2 separate regions of the Homo sapiens genome follow, and region 2 is linked to region 1. A link is an interaction called in ENCODE POLR2A ChIA-PET data of the cell type or tissue named here. Cell type or tissue: OCI-LY7. All regions are shown on one strand. Links, peaks and the distances in the headings refer to the core of each region. The heading gives the core; the rest is flanking DNA.

Region 1 (8,582 bases), core at 2,567-6,566:
CAAAGACACAAAACTACACGAAAAGAAACTACAGGCCATCATCACTTACGAACATAGATGCAAAAATGCTGAACAAAATACTAGCACACAGAATTCAACAACACACTGAACAGATCATGATCCAGTTAGATAAATACAAGATGGTTCAACATATGCACATAAGGACAAAACTGTATAATTTTAATAGATGCTGAAAATGCATTCAATAAAATTCAACATCTCTTCATAATAAAAACTCTTAACAAACTAGGTAGGGAAGAAAACATAGCTCTTAAAAAACTAGGTATGGAAAAAAACATACCTCTTAACAAACTAGGTATGGAAGAAAACAATAAAGGCCATAGATGATGAACCCGCAGCTAGCAATACACTGAATTGGGGAAAACTGAAAGCATTTCCTGAGATTTGGAACAATACAAGGATGCCTGCTTTCAACACTTTTATTCAACACAGGACTGGAAGTCCTGGCCAAAGCAATTAGACAAAAGACATAAATAAAAGGCATGCAAACTTGAAAAGAAGTCATCAAATTGTCCTTATCTGAAGAAAATATGATATTATATTTACAAAAACCTAAAGACTATTAAAACTGATCAACCAATTCAGTTTCATGACATAAACTCAACATACAAAAATCAGAGGCATTTCCATGTGTCAACAGCAAACACACTGAAAAAGAAATCAAGAAATCTCATTTACAATAACTACCAAAAAAAAAGCCTATGAACAAACTTAAACAAAAAGTGAAAGATCTCTACAATGAAAGCTATAAACATTGATGAAGGAAACTGAAGAAGACACAAAGAGATAAAAAGATATCGGCCGGGCGCGGTGGCTCACGCCTGTAATCCCAGCACTTTGGGAGGCCGAGGCGGGCGGATCACGAGGTCAGGAGATCGAGACCATCCCGGCTAAAACGGTGAAACCCCGTCTCTACTAAAAATACAAAAAATTAGCCGGGCGTAGTGGCGGGCGCCTGTAGTCCCAGCTACTTGGGAGGCTGAGGCAGGAGAATGGCGTGAACCCGGGAGGCGGAGCTTGCAGTGAGCCGAGATCCCACCACTGCACTCCAGCCTGGGCGACAGAGCGAGACTCCGTCTCAAAAAAAAAAAAAAAAAAAAAAAGATATCTCATGTTCATGAATTGGAAGAATTGATATTGCTAAACATACCACCCAAAGTGATCTACAGATTCAATAAACTATCTATCTAAATACCAATGACATTCTTTACAGAAACAGAAAAAATAAATCCTAAAATTCATATGGAACAAACAACAACAAAAAAAAAACTAGAAGAGCCAAATCAATCCTGAAAAGTACAATCCAAAAAGTACAAAGCAGGAGGAATCACATTACTGATCGCAAAATCTACTACAAAGCTATAGTAATCAAAACAGTATGGTGTTGGCATAAAAGCAGATACAAATATCAATGAAACGGAACACAGAACCCAGAAATAAATCCACACATTTACTATTAGCTCATTTCCAACAAAAGTGCCAAGAATATACATTGGGGAAAGGACAGTCTCTTCAATAAATTGTGCTGAGAAAACTGGATATCCACATGTAAAGGAATGAAACTAGACCTCTATCTCTCATCATACAAAAAAAATCAAATCAAAATGAATTAAAGACTTAAATGTAAGACCTGAAACTATGACACTACTAGAAGAAAACACTGGTGAAACATGCCAGAATATTGGTCTGGTCAAAGATTTCTTGAGTTAGACCTCAAAAGCCACAGTGAACAAAAGCAAAAAAATGGATAAATAGGATCACATTAAGCTAAAAAGCTCCTGCACAACAAAGAAGGAAACAATCAGCACAGTGAAGAGACAACCTATAGAATGAGAGAAAATATCTACGAACTATTCAACAGACAAGGCATTAACAATCAGAATATATAAGGAACTCAAACAGCTTAATAGCAAAAAAAAAAAAAAAAAAAAACAAAACTGATTTTAAAAATGGGCAAAAGAGCTAAACAGACATTTCTCAAAAGAAGACATACAGGTGGCCAACAGATATATTTTTAAACTGCTCCCCATCAGAGAAATGCAAATTAAAACCACAATGAGACATCATCTCACCCCAGTTAAAATGGCTATTATCAAAAAACAGAAAATAAATGCTAACGAGGATGTGGAGACAGGGGAACTCTCATATACTGCAGGTGGGAATGTGAATTAGTAGAGCCGCTATTGAAAACAGTAGTGTCTGAGGTTCCTCAAAAATTTGAAAATAGATCCAGCAATCACACTGCTGGGTATATATCCAAAAGAGAGGAAATCAACATACTGAAGAAGTATTTGCACTCCCATGTTTATTGCAGCAATATTCACAATCGTCAAGATATGGAACCCAACCCAAGTGTCTATCAATAGATAAATGGTAAATATATACACAATGGAATATTATTATGCCATAAAAAATGAAATCCTGTCTGTTGCAACAACATAGACGGAACTGGAAGAAATTATGTTAAGTGAAATAAGCCAGGCACAGAAAAACAAATGTCACATGTTCTTACTCCTAAGTGGATGCTAAATAAATTGATCTCATGGACGCAGAGAATAGTATGATGGTTATAAGAAGCTGAGTAGGGAAGGTAGGAAGTGGGAATAAAGAAGGATTGGTTAATGGGTACAAAAGTACAGTTAGGAGGAATAAGAACTAGTATAGCACAATGGGGCAACTATAGTTAATAATTTTCTGCATCTTTCAAAATAACCAGAAGAGTAGATTTGGAATGTTTCCAATATGATGATATGTGTTTGAGGTGATGAAATATTCCCACTACCCAGATTTGTTCATTATACACTGTATGCTTGTATCAAAATATCACATGTACCCCCATAAATATGTACAACTATTATGTATTCATAAAAATTTAAAATTAAAAAAATTAAATCAGAATTTAAATAACATTGTGAAAACAAATTCAGAAGAAATGGATGGTAACAAAACAAGATAATGATTTAACTGCTTGACAACAATGGGGGGAGAAACATGTTACTAAAAAAGAATAGGTTTAAGTAAAAGAATATAAACAATTTGAATAAATTAGAAGACAGACGAGAGAAGATATTTGAAAGAGCAACTAAAAATGCTTAAGGGACTGATGGAATACACAACAGAATGAGATCACTTAGGAAGTAGAAAAGAATGACAAAAATACAAAGAGAATTCTTAAGAGTAGGAAAAGGACAGAGAAAGATGAAAGTGACCTATAAAAAAGCAATGACCTTAGAACCAAACTAAATAGGACACCAGTGAAGGCACAAAGTACACTACTAAAATTCTCCCAAAGGCTTACTCTTCTGGTCTGCTCTACTCAACCACTACTGGCTATCTATAGAACTCTTCACCACTCTCTGGCCATGTGCTTTTACCTAACAATTCTTGCACTTCTACCTGAAACCAAAGGTCAGTGATCAAAGGCAGATCATTCATAGTTCTTGTGAATATTTTCCCCTTCTTACAGTAATCCTTTATACTCAAAAGTCTCTTTACTTGCTCTTTACTCATTGTTTGTCCTTTCCTTTTTCCTATTCAAAGCAATTTTAACTTGAAAAATGCTTTATCCCTTCTAAGACTGAAATTAACTGATAAACATATTCTGTCTATGACATCTCTTAATCTTTCAGATTTTCAGCTGCTATTTTTTACATTTTTTATGCTTTGTCTCCATAGCTAGATTATAAAATCCTCAAAAGATGAATGTGCTATTTTTCTACAGATTATATAATACTGCTCAGTATTTTATCTTCTGTATCCTACAGTCTAATCTGTAGGCTTGGAACTTTCACCTTTGAGCTGCTTTTCAATACCTATGTAAACCTTCTAGATTCTGGACCCTGCCTGCTACCTTGCACTTTTGTTCTCTACTTCTAGTGAACACTTCTCTGGCTTAGTGTTATGTCCCATTCTTTCCTTCCTTTGTATGCATTGTCCTGTTGTCACTAAAAAAAAAAAAAAAAAAAAAAGGGTCTGTATGCAGTAGAAAGGGTCTGAGTGACTGCATGTTCTAAACGTGGTTAACAGCAATGTTATGCATTGAATTGTATCCCCGAAGAAAAGATGTGCCTAAATCCTAACCCCCAGTACCTCAGAATGTGACCTTATTTGGAATTAGGGTCTTTCCAGAGCTAAGCACATAAAAATGAGGTCATTTGAATGGGACCTAATCAAATATAACTGGTAGCCCTATAAAAAGGGAAAATTTGAACATGAAATATGCAAAGAGGAAAAATGAAGTGAAGAAACACAGGGAGAATGCCTTTAGAGTAATGCAACTACAAGCAAGGAACAACAAAGATTACCAGCAAATCACCAGAAGCTAGGAGAGAGAGATGGAAGAGGTTCTCCCTTGCAGTCCTTGAAACAAACCAACCCTGCCAACACCTTGCTTTCAGACTGCCAGCCTTCAGAACTATGAAATAATACATTTCTATTGTTTAAGCCATCTAGTTGGTACTTTGTTATGGCAGCCCTAGGAAACTAACACAAGTAGGTATAGATTACATGAAAAAAAAATCAGATAGCTAGCTAATAATGCTCTTATAAAAATCTTAAAAAACTTTAAAAATCTACACATAGGAATAATCAGGTCTACATTCTTCATGTTCACTCAATGCTTTTTATTTTGCAGTGACTGAAAAAGGCTAAAATTCTCACATGAATAACTCAAATGTAAGGGTGCATCTGAAATGCATCTAAATCTCTAAAATTCTCTGAGCCCAAGTATTGGTTTAGGCACTCCTATAAACCCAGAACAGGAGATTGAAGCAGTTCAAGCTTTATGACAATGACTTTCAAAGTTTTAAACATGTATATCCTTTGGCAGAGGAAATTCCACTTCTTTTTTTTACAAGTTCTACTTTTGTATTGTTTCATTGCCTTTTTAAAAACAAAGAGGTGTCAATTTTAAAACTTTATTTGTAATAAGAAAATAACCTATAATATATACACATTTAACATTTTGGGATGTTGGTATTTCAAGTGTACTTCCCTGATCTCCCACTAACTGGTAAGGTATTTAATGCTTTTATTTATAAAAGTCTTCATTTCTAAAAATAAGCTCCCTAGAGAATATAGAACAAAAAAGAGAAAAGTGCTTATGCATTTTGAGGTTGGAAGGAAAGAACCTAAGAAAAGCAAAAGCACCTCAGAGTACTAAGCAGACCGCCAGAAAAGTATGGTCATCCTGAGAGTCATTCCTGAGACTGTATCCATCTAAAAATGGCTTCCACAAAAAAATACTTCTTATATTTTCTCTTTTTAATTAAACAAATAGAAATTTTATTTATTTATTTTTAACAGCAAAACAGGCCAGGCACTGTGGCTCATGCCTGTAATCCCAGCACTTTGGGAGGCTGAGGTGAGAAGATCACCGAGGCCAGGAGTCTGAGATCAGCCTGGACAACATAGCAAGATTCAGTCTCTAAAATTTTTTTTTAATTAGCTGGGTGTGGTGGCTTGCACTTATAGTCCCAGCTATTCAGGAGGCTGATGTGGGAGCACTGCCTGAACATACGAGCCTGAGGTTACAGTGAGCTATAACCATACCACTGCACTCTAGCCTGGGTGACAGGGCAAGACCCTGCCTCTAAAACATAAATAAATAAGTAAATATTTTTTTAAAAAGACAAAAATAAATAGCAAAACAGTACATAGTACTATCTAATTTACTTGTTTGAACATCTAAAAAAATATAGGCCAGTTATTAAAAGTGAGTATTTCTGGAGAATGAAACTGGGAAAGGGGCAAACTGAATGTTTTGACTTCACAATGAGTCAAATGACTATATTATCATTTAAAAATATATGGATTTTTAAAACATGCACATTATTGAGAACACTGGGCCATTTTCCCATAATTACTTAAAATATTTACAGGGCAACTAATTTTTATCATTAAGGTTACAGTATACACCAAGGTGTTAGGCTTGCATTCTTAATGCCTTTAGGAACTATTTATATGAGACATATATTAAATGAACACTCTAAGTCTAATAATATTTATTTGTTTTTCAGAAAATGGAAGTTTTTTGTACAGATCGTGGTGGTAAACTATGGCCTGTGGGCTACCTGCTTGTTTTTATAAATAGTTTTACTGGAATACAGCCATGCCCATTAAGTTATGTATTGTCTATAGGTGCTCTCACACTGCAATGGCAGAGTGCAATCATGATGACGGAGACTATATGGCTGCAAGCCTAAAATTTTTTAGCAGCTGTTTCTTTATTAGAAAAAGTTTGCTGATGCCCACAGTAGATTTTAAATATTTTCTCAGAAAAGATTTTGTGCTTTCACTTTAGAATTAAATATTTGAATCAGGATAATCAAGAGAGAGATTGGGATTTAAATTTTTAGATATTTTAAAATTATAATAATCTATTCAAAAACTCATATTGGCTTAAGTTATTAATATATTTATCCAACTTTAATAATTAGTACAAAATGTTTCTTTTATGGTTAATTATACAAAAGAAATATTTTCAATAGGTATATAACAATGAATATTTTATAGTTGTTATAAAATTTTTCATGTTAACTAAAATAACAAAACAGAATGACAATAAAAGGTTATTCTTACCTGTAACCTAAACCAATCTAATCTCATTCCTCTGAAATCAAATACTTCCCCATCTTCAACTGTAGTAATAGAAAAAAAAAAAAGATTACAAAGCAAATTAATGTTTTCACAATCTATAAGCACATTTTAAATTTTAAGAGCTAAGACAATTCTACTTCTGAGTATACCTAAAACAATTAAAGCCAAGGTCTTAAAGAGATATATGTACACCCATGTTCACAGAAGAATTATTCAAACAGTCAAAGGTAGAAGCAACTTAAATTTCCATTGATAGATGAATGAATAAACAAAATGTAGTATCTAAATACAATGGAGGCCGGGAGCAGTGTCTCATGCCTATAATCCCAGCACTTTGGGAGGCCGAGGCAGGTGGGTCACCTAAGGGTCAGGAGTTTGAGACTAGCCTGGCCAACGTAGTGAAACCCCATCTCTACTAAAAATACAAAAATTAGCTGGGTGTGGTGGTGCGTGCCTGTAGTCCCAGCTACTCGGGAGACTAAGGTGGGACAATTGCTTGAACCTGGGAGGCAGAGGTTACAGTAAGCCGAGATTGTACCACAGCACTCCAGCCTGGGCAACAGAGCGGGACTGGGTCTCAAAAATAAAATAAATAAATATCATGCACTATTATTCTGCTAAAAAAGAAAGGAAATTCTGACACATGCTACTATGGCTGAACTTGAGGACATTAAGCCTAGTGAAATTAGCCAGTCACAGCAAGACAAATACTCTGTGATTCCACTTATATGAGGTATCTAGAGCAGTCATGCTCACAGAAACAGAAAGTTGAATGGAGGTTGCCAGGGGCTAGCAGGAAAGGGAAATGGCACACTGTTGTTCAATAATCATTAAAAGAATTTGTTTTGCAAGATGAAAATGTTTTGGAGATTGGTTGTACAACAATATGAATATACTTAACACTACTGAACTATACACTCAAAAATGGTTAAGATGGTCAATTTTATGTGTATTTTACAATTAAAAAATAAAAACATTTTAAAATTAAAGAGTGAAGACAGTGAAACAATTCTCAAATCCTGTAAAGATGATGATAAAGGAGACAGTTGTGCTAAGGGAAGTAAAGGCTTTTCTCCTAAGCTCTCTGATTCTTAGTGTGCTTACATGTCAATTTACAGGAGTTTGAATAGAATTTGAGAGATCCTACGAATAGAAACTTTGGACAGCATGCTGAAGTTCCACAAAATAACTCTATATAAACCAAATATCACCAGAAAAAATTACTTTAGTTTCATTACTTAGATGTGGTAGCAATAAAGATTGAACTAAGAAAAATGTTTATACATTTATTACTCAGAAGTTTTCAAGGTTTCTGATATCCTTTATTAAAAGACTATAAAACTAAAACACACTATCGATCCACTAGAATGGAGTGTCAAATAATGGCAAGGTGATTATATGACATCAATTTTTGAGATTGACAGATTTGAGCTCAAATTCCTACTTTTGCTTAACAGCTATTAGAGCTTGGCAAATTATGTTCAGTAACTGCGAGGTTAACCCTCAAACCCAGAGTTTCCAAATCTGTCAAAAGTAATAACAGTGTTGAAAAAAGAATGTGGAGTAAATGGGATAATATATATGTAAAGTGCCTGGCACAGACTAAACATTTTATAAATGGCATTAAATATTGTTATTGGTATGCTTGGACCAAATATATGATTTGCTACAAAATGCAAATGTTTTATTGTTTTTGTTACAAAATGCTTTTTTTCCTGCTTAATAATTAGAAATATAAAACTGTAATTATTATTTTTGTAAATAGCATCACAAACCCATTTTGGAAATCTTTGCTTCAGAGAACAAAATTAAGATAAAAGATAATAGATCATTAGCCAAATTAATTGGTAAATTATCTCCTTAATAATCAAGTTTGAAAATCTAATTAGAAGAAAATATGCTTTTATTTAAAAGGCTTATTACCTTGTTTTACACTTAGGGAAGTCATAGTGTTAACAAAAGAG
Region 2 (6,124 bases), core at 1-4,000, 140 kb after region 1:
AAGGCAACAGATCAGATAGGAAGAAATAAAAGAGTTCCTTTTGCAGACTGCATAGTTGTTTACATAAAAAATTCCAAAGAATTTACAAAAAAACTGAATGCAATTGTACTTCCACATGCTAGCAGCAAACACAACCACTAAGATTAAAAATACAATATGATTTACACTCACTCAAAAAAACAAAAGTGAAGAGGCCGAGCGCGTTGGCTCAGGCCTGCAATCTCAGCACTTTGGGAGGCCAAGGCAGGCAGATTACCTGAAGTCAGGAGTTCGAGACCAGCCTGGACAATATGGTGAAAACCCATGTCTACTAAAAATATAAAAATTAGCTGGGAATGGTGGTGGGCACCTATAATCCCGGCTACTCTGGTGGCTGAGGCAGGAGAATCGCTTGAACCCGGGAAGCAGAGGTTGCAGTGAGCCAAGATTGTGCCATTGTACTCTAGCCAGAGTGAGACTCCATCTCAAAAAAAAATTAAAAAAAAAAAGTGAAGAAATATTTAGGTGTAAATTTAATATAACATGTACAGAACTTATATGCCAAAAGCTATAGAATGCTAATGAAGAAATAAAGAGAGATCTAAATAAATGTAGAAAATTGTTAATGTATTGAAAAATTAAGTGTAGTAAAGGTATCAATTTACCTCAAATTGATACACAGCTTTAATCAAATTCCTATGAAAACCTCAGCAAGACTTTTTACAGATACAGACAAGATTATTCTAAAATGTATACGGAAAGGCAAGAAACAAAAATAGCTACAACAATTTTGAAAAAGAAGAATAAAGTAATCTGGTTTCAAGACTGGTTATATAGCTACAGTAAACAGGACTGTGTAGTATTGGCAAAGAGACAGACACTTAAATCAATGGAACAGAACAAAAAAATCCAGAAGTAGACCCATATAAATATGTTCAAGTGATCTTTGACAAAGGTGCAAAAGCAATTCAATGAAGGAAAGGTAGCCTTTTTAACAAATGATGCTGGAGCAATTGGACATCTGTATTTCCATAGGCCAAAAAAAAAAAAAAAGAAAGAAATTCTATGTAATCCCATACCTTCAACAAAAATTAACCAAAAATGGAGTATAGACTTAAAAGGAAAACTAAAACACTTTTAGGAGAAAATCAAAGAAAATTGGCCAGGTGCGGTGGCTCATGCCTGTAATCCCAGCACTTTGGGAGGCCAAGGAGATCAATCACAAGGTCAGGAGATAGAGACCATCCTGGCTAACACAGTGAAACCCTGTCTCTACTAAAAAAAAATACAAAAAAATTAGCTGGCGTGGTGGCAGGTGCTGGTAGTCCCAGCTACTCGGGAGGCTGAGACAGGAGAATGGTGTGAACCCGGGAGATGGAGGTTGCAGTGAGCCAAGATTGCACCACTGTACTCCAGCCTGGGCAACAGGGTGAGACTCCATCTCAAAAAAAAAAAAAAAAAAAAAAAGAAGGAAAATCACTGGGTTCCAGGGCTAGTCAAAATGTCCTTAGACTTGACACCAAACTTGTGACCCACAAAAGCAAAAATTTATAAATTGGAAATTTATAAATTGGACCTCATCAAAATTAAAAACTTTGCTATTTGAAGGACCTTGTTAAGAAGATGAAAAATGGAAGAACATATTTGCAAACCGTGTATTTGACAAAAGATTAGCATCTAGAATATATTTAAAAAATTCTCAAAATTCAACAGTCAGAAAAAAAATCAACCCAATTAGGAAATGGACAAAATGTATGAAGAGACACTTTACTGAAGAGGATATACAGATGACAAATAAGCACATAATAAAATGTTCGACATCATAGCTACTGGGGAAGTGCAAGTTAAAACCACAATGAGATATCACTACATACCCACCAGAATGGCTAAGAGATAATGACACACCAAATGTTGGCAAGGATATAGAGAAATGGAATCACTTATATGTTATTGGTGGAAGTGTAAAATGGTACGGCTACTCTGGAAAAGATTTTGGCAGTTTTTAAAAAAGCTAAATACACAACTACTGTGTGACCCAGCAACTATACCCCTGGGCATTTTCCCCAGATAAATGATTATATATATTAATACAAAAACGTGTACATGAATGTTTATAGACAGTTTATTTGTAATAGGCAGAACTGGAAACAACCCAGATGTTCTTCAATGGGTGAATGGCTGTCTAAAGTGTGATGCATCCATGCCATGGAATACCATTCAGTAATAAAGAGGAACAAACTAATGATGTGTGTGCGTCAAGCCGAATGAATCTACAAAGAATTATGCTGAGTAAAAAAGTCAATCCCCAAAATGTTACATACTGTATGATTCCACTACTATAACATTCTTGACATGACAAAATTATAGAAATGGAGAACAGAATAGTGATTTTCAGGAATTAAGGAAATGGTGGCAGGAGAGGGAAGTTGGTGGGGTTATAAAAGGGCAACATGGTAATAATAATGTCCTTTAACTTGATGTATCACTGTTCAATATCCTGGTTATGACATTGTACTTTAGTTTTGCAAGATGTAATCATTGGGAGAAACTGGGTAAGGGGCCATGAGATTTCTCTGCATTGTTTTTTACAACTGCTGGTGAATCTATAAATATCTCAAAAATAAAGTTTTTAAAAGGCTTAATGAAAAAAACACAAGTCCTTGACTTCATGGAGCTTATAATCTAGTTGGGAGGGAAGATATGGATTATTTTTTAAAGTACAGAAATATATAACTCAAACAGTAACCTCATCTAGTTATGAGGGAAGGCTTTCCTGACTTTTGAGTGACATTTACCATCGGTTAGAAAAGATAAGTAGGCGTTGACTAAGTGAGGGAGAGTGGGTTGTTGCAGGTCTTCCAAAACTGAGGGAGGAGAATAGGTAAAGACCCAGGGTTGGGAAGGAGCATGACACATTGGAGTGATGGAAAGAGGGCTGAATGGCTGGAGCAGTGAACCAGAAGTGATAAGGTGGTGTCAGATGAGGCTGGACTGTTAGGCTACATCAAGCAGGGGCTTGTAGGAAGCTCTAGGATTTTGGCCTTTTAAACAGTGAAAGAAACTGAAAAGTTTTGAGATAGGATCTCGCTCTGTCACCCAGGCTGGAGTGCAGTGGCATGATCAGGGCTCACTGCAGCCTCAACTTCCCGGGCTCAAGCAATCCTCCTGTCTTAGCCACCCAAGCAGGTGGGACTACCTGTAGCAATCCCACTTCAGCCTCCCAAACTGTTAGGATTACAGGTGTGACTCATTGCACCCAGCAAAATGGAAAAGTTTTAAGCAGGAGAGAAACTTATGCAGAATATTACTTTAAAAAGATCAGTCTGACTGCACTGTGGAGAGTGGATTAGGGAGGGAAAGCAAGATCATTAAGGAAGCTAGGTCCAGGTCTCAGGTGATGAAACTGAGATTTTGCTGAAGCAGTAAAAATTGAAAAAAAAATGGATGCATTTAAATGGTATTTAGGAGGTAGAATTCACAGGACTTGGCATTGAATTTGTGTTGGAAAGAGAGGTTTTCAACACCATCCATGGTTTCATGCTTTAATAACTAGATGGCTGGTGGTGCCATTCCCTGAGATAAATATTCAAGTTTTATACAAAAGACCATGAGTTTGGCTTTTTAAATTTGATTTTGAAGTACCTTTGAGATATCCAAGTCAAATAGATATGTCAAGTAGGTAATTGGATACATAAATTTGTACCACACAGAATGATCTGGGCTGGCGATATGAATTGAGAGTCATTGTAGGCAATGTGCATGGATGACAACATATGAGGAAAGAGTGTAGGGCAAGGCCAGATCATAAGATAAAGCCTTGGGGGACAATTTTATTATTATTATTACTATTTTTATAGAGACAGGGTCTTGCTATGTTGCCCAGGCTGGTCTCGAACTCCTGGGCTCAAGCGATCTTCCTGCCTCAGCCTCCCAAAATGTTAGAATTATAGGTGTGAGTCACTGGCACCTGGCTATGGGAACAATTTTTAGTGGCTAGGTAGAGGAGGATGAGTCAAGAAAAGACATGGTCATATGGTGAGAGAGGCAGGAGGGAACTCAAGAGAGTATATTGCCAGAGAAACTGAAGGCTACAAAGAGAGTGTTCAAGAACTCACACTGAGAAGTTACAAAAGGTTAGAACCTAAAATGTATTGGATTTAGCCTCATGGTGGTTGTATTAGTCTGTTCTTGCATTGCTATAAACAAATACCCAAGACTGGGTAATTTATAAGAAAAGAGGTTTAATTAGCTCATAGTTCTGCAGGCTGTATAGAAAGTATAGTGGTATTTGCTTCTGGGAAGGCCCCAGGAAGCTTTTTACTCATGGTGGAGGGGAGAACAGGAGCAGGTGCTTCACATGGTGAAAGCAGGAACAAGAGAGTGAGGTGGGACATGCTACACACTTTTAAACAACCATATCTCATGAGAACTCACTATCTCAAAGACAGTACCAGGAGGGATGGTGCTAAACCATTCATGAGAAATCCACCCCCATGATCCAATCACCTCCCACCAGACCCCACCTCCAACACTGTGGATTATATTTCAATATAAGATTTGGGTGGGGACACAGATCCAAAACATATCAGAGGTCTTTGGTGACTTTGGAAAGACTTGTTTGGCAGATTAATGGGGGAAGAAGCCAAATTAGTTTATCAAAGGCTACATCGTATGCTGAATGACAGATAAGACCATTAGGCTAAAATTCAATTGTTGAATATATTATATTTAATATATATCTATTGCTGGGTAAATAAGTCAATGTATTACATGAGGTAGGTAAAATTATTCACACTATTCAGATTTTTAAAACAGAGTCTTAGAGATGTTAATGTCACATGTCTATTAAGTATTTGAAGTCAAGATTTGCACCTGTAGTCAACAACACGCTGATTCTCTAAACAAAGGCATTATCAAGCAAGGAAAGATTCATGTTTTCCTTTTTTCGTTTTTTGTTTTTTGAAGAGACAGGGTCTCATTCTATCACCCAGATTGGAGTGCAGTAGTGTGATCATAGCTCACTGCAGCCTCAAACTTCCTGGGCTCAAGTTATCCTCCTACCTTAGCCTCCCAAGTAGCTGGGACTACATGCGTGCATCACTATGCCTGGCAAAATTTTTTATTTTTATTTCTTGGGTCCCCAGAAGTTGCCCAGGCTGGTCTCAAACTCCTGGCCTCAAGTGATCCTCTTGCCTCACCCTTCTGAGTGGCTAGGATTATAGGCTGAGGCCACCATGCCCAGCGTTTTTCATTGATTTTTTTTCTCTCATTTTTCACATAAGCTGAGACAGAATGTATGACTTTTGAACACTCTAGAATTTAGGCTTATTGATGTTTTTTTTAAAAAAGAATTTAATTAGGGAAAATAACAAACATACACAAAATTATAGACAATAGCATTGAGTTCTAGCACTCTGAAAAAAGAAAAAGAAAAACAAAGAATAGCATAATTTGTTACCATCAACATTTATTGACTCATGGCTTTTCTGGTTTAATGTATACCCCTAGACATCATCCCTCCTCTCTTTCTGCCCTCCCTACCCTAGCAAATTATTTCAAGGCAAATCCTTGATATAGCTCTTCCTAAAATCCATAGCATTTTTTATTCAAAGTTGTCAATTTTGCCTGCTATGAACTTCCTCTTTTAAACATCTGATCAAACTACCTGATAGTTCAAATAGAAGAGCAGGAAATAAAATTACACCTGAAAGTTATGTAAGTTTTAAAGTTAGTTTTTTCACTTCCTGCAGGTGAAAGGAATCATTTAATTGATTTAACGACAACAGGTGAATGAAGTAAACTGATGTTTCTTTTGAAGTTTAGCTACTTCCTTTCTGCCAGTTGTTTACTATAGTAAAATGATCAGAAAAACTTCATGCATTTTCACATGTAATATTTTATTTTTAAATGTATAAAGACATGGCTTTGGTCATGATTGTTTATAGAGGTCAGATAATGCAAATAACAAGAGTAAATTTGTATTTTTTTTTTTTGAGACAGAGTTTCACTCCTGTTGCCCAGGCTGGAGTGCAATTGCATGATCTTGACTCACTGCAACCTCCACCTGCTGGGTTCAAGCGATTCTCTTGCCTCAGCCTCCCGAGTAGCTGGCATTACAGGTGCCTGCCACCACACCCAGCTAATT

Evidence for each region. ChIA-PET counts read pairs that join two places held together with the same protein. Peaks named below come from ENCODE experiments on the same cell type or tissue, not always from the same donor. Only the 100,000 strongest peaks of a DNase experiment are listed, where the experiment ranks them.
Region 2: POLR2A ChIA-PET joins it to region 1 with 7 read pairs; 2 of 35 experiments call an interaction of 5 or more read pairs at or near these places.

What each region holds. Positions count from the first base shown.
Region 1 is chr2:182,970,293-182,978,874 of GRCh38, forward strand. It overlaps NCKAP1 (NCK associated protein 1), which reads right to left. Exons shown (of 31, transcript NM_013436.5): 14 at 8,542-8,582; 15 at 6,601-6,659. Among named protein-coding and RNA genes, the nearest start is that of NCKAP1, 64 kb to the right of the region's middle. In OCI-LY7, for the core only: no CTCF peak of the experiment used is centred there; no DNase peak of the experiment used is centred there; H3K4me3 peaks cover 45 bases; H3K27ac peaks cover 1,477 bases.
Region 2 is chr2:183,110,981-183,117,104 of GRCh38, forward strand. No RefSeq gene overlaps it. Among named protein-coding and RNA genes, the nearest start is that of NUP35, 10 kb to the right of the region's middle. In OCI-LY7, for the core only: no CTCF peak of the experiment used is centred there; no DNase peak of the experiment used is centred there.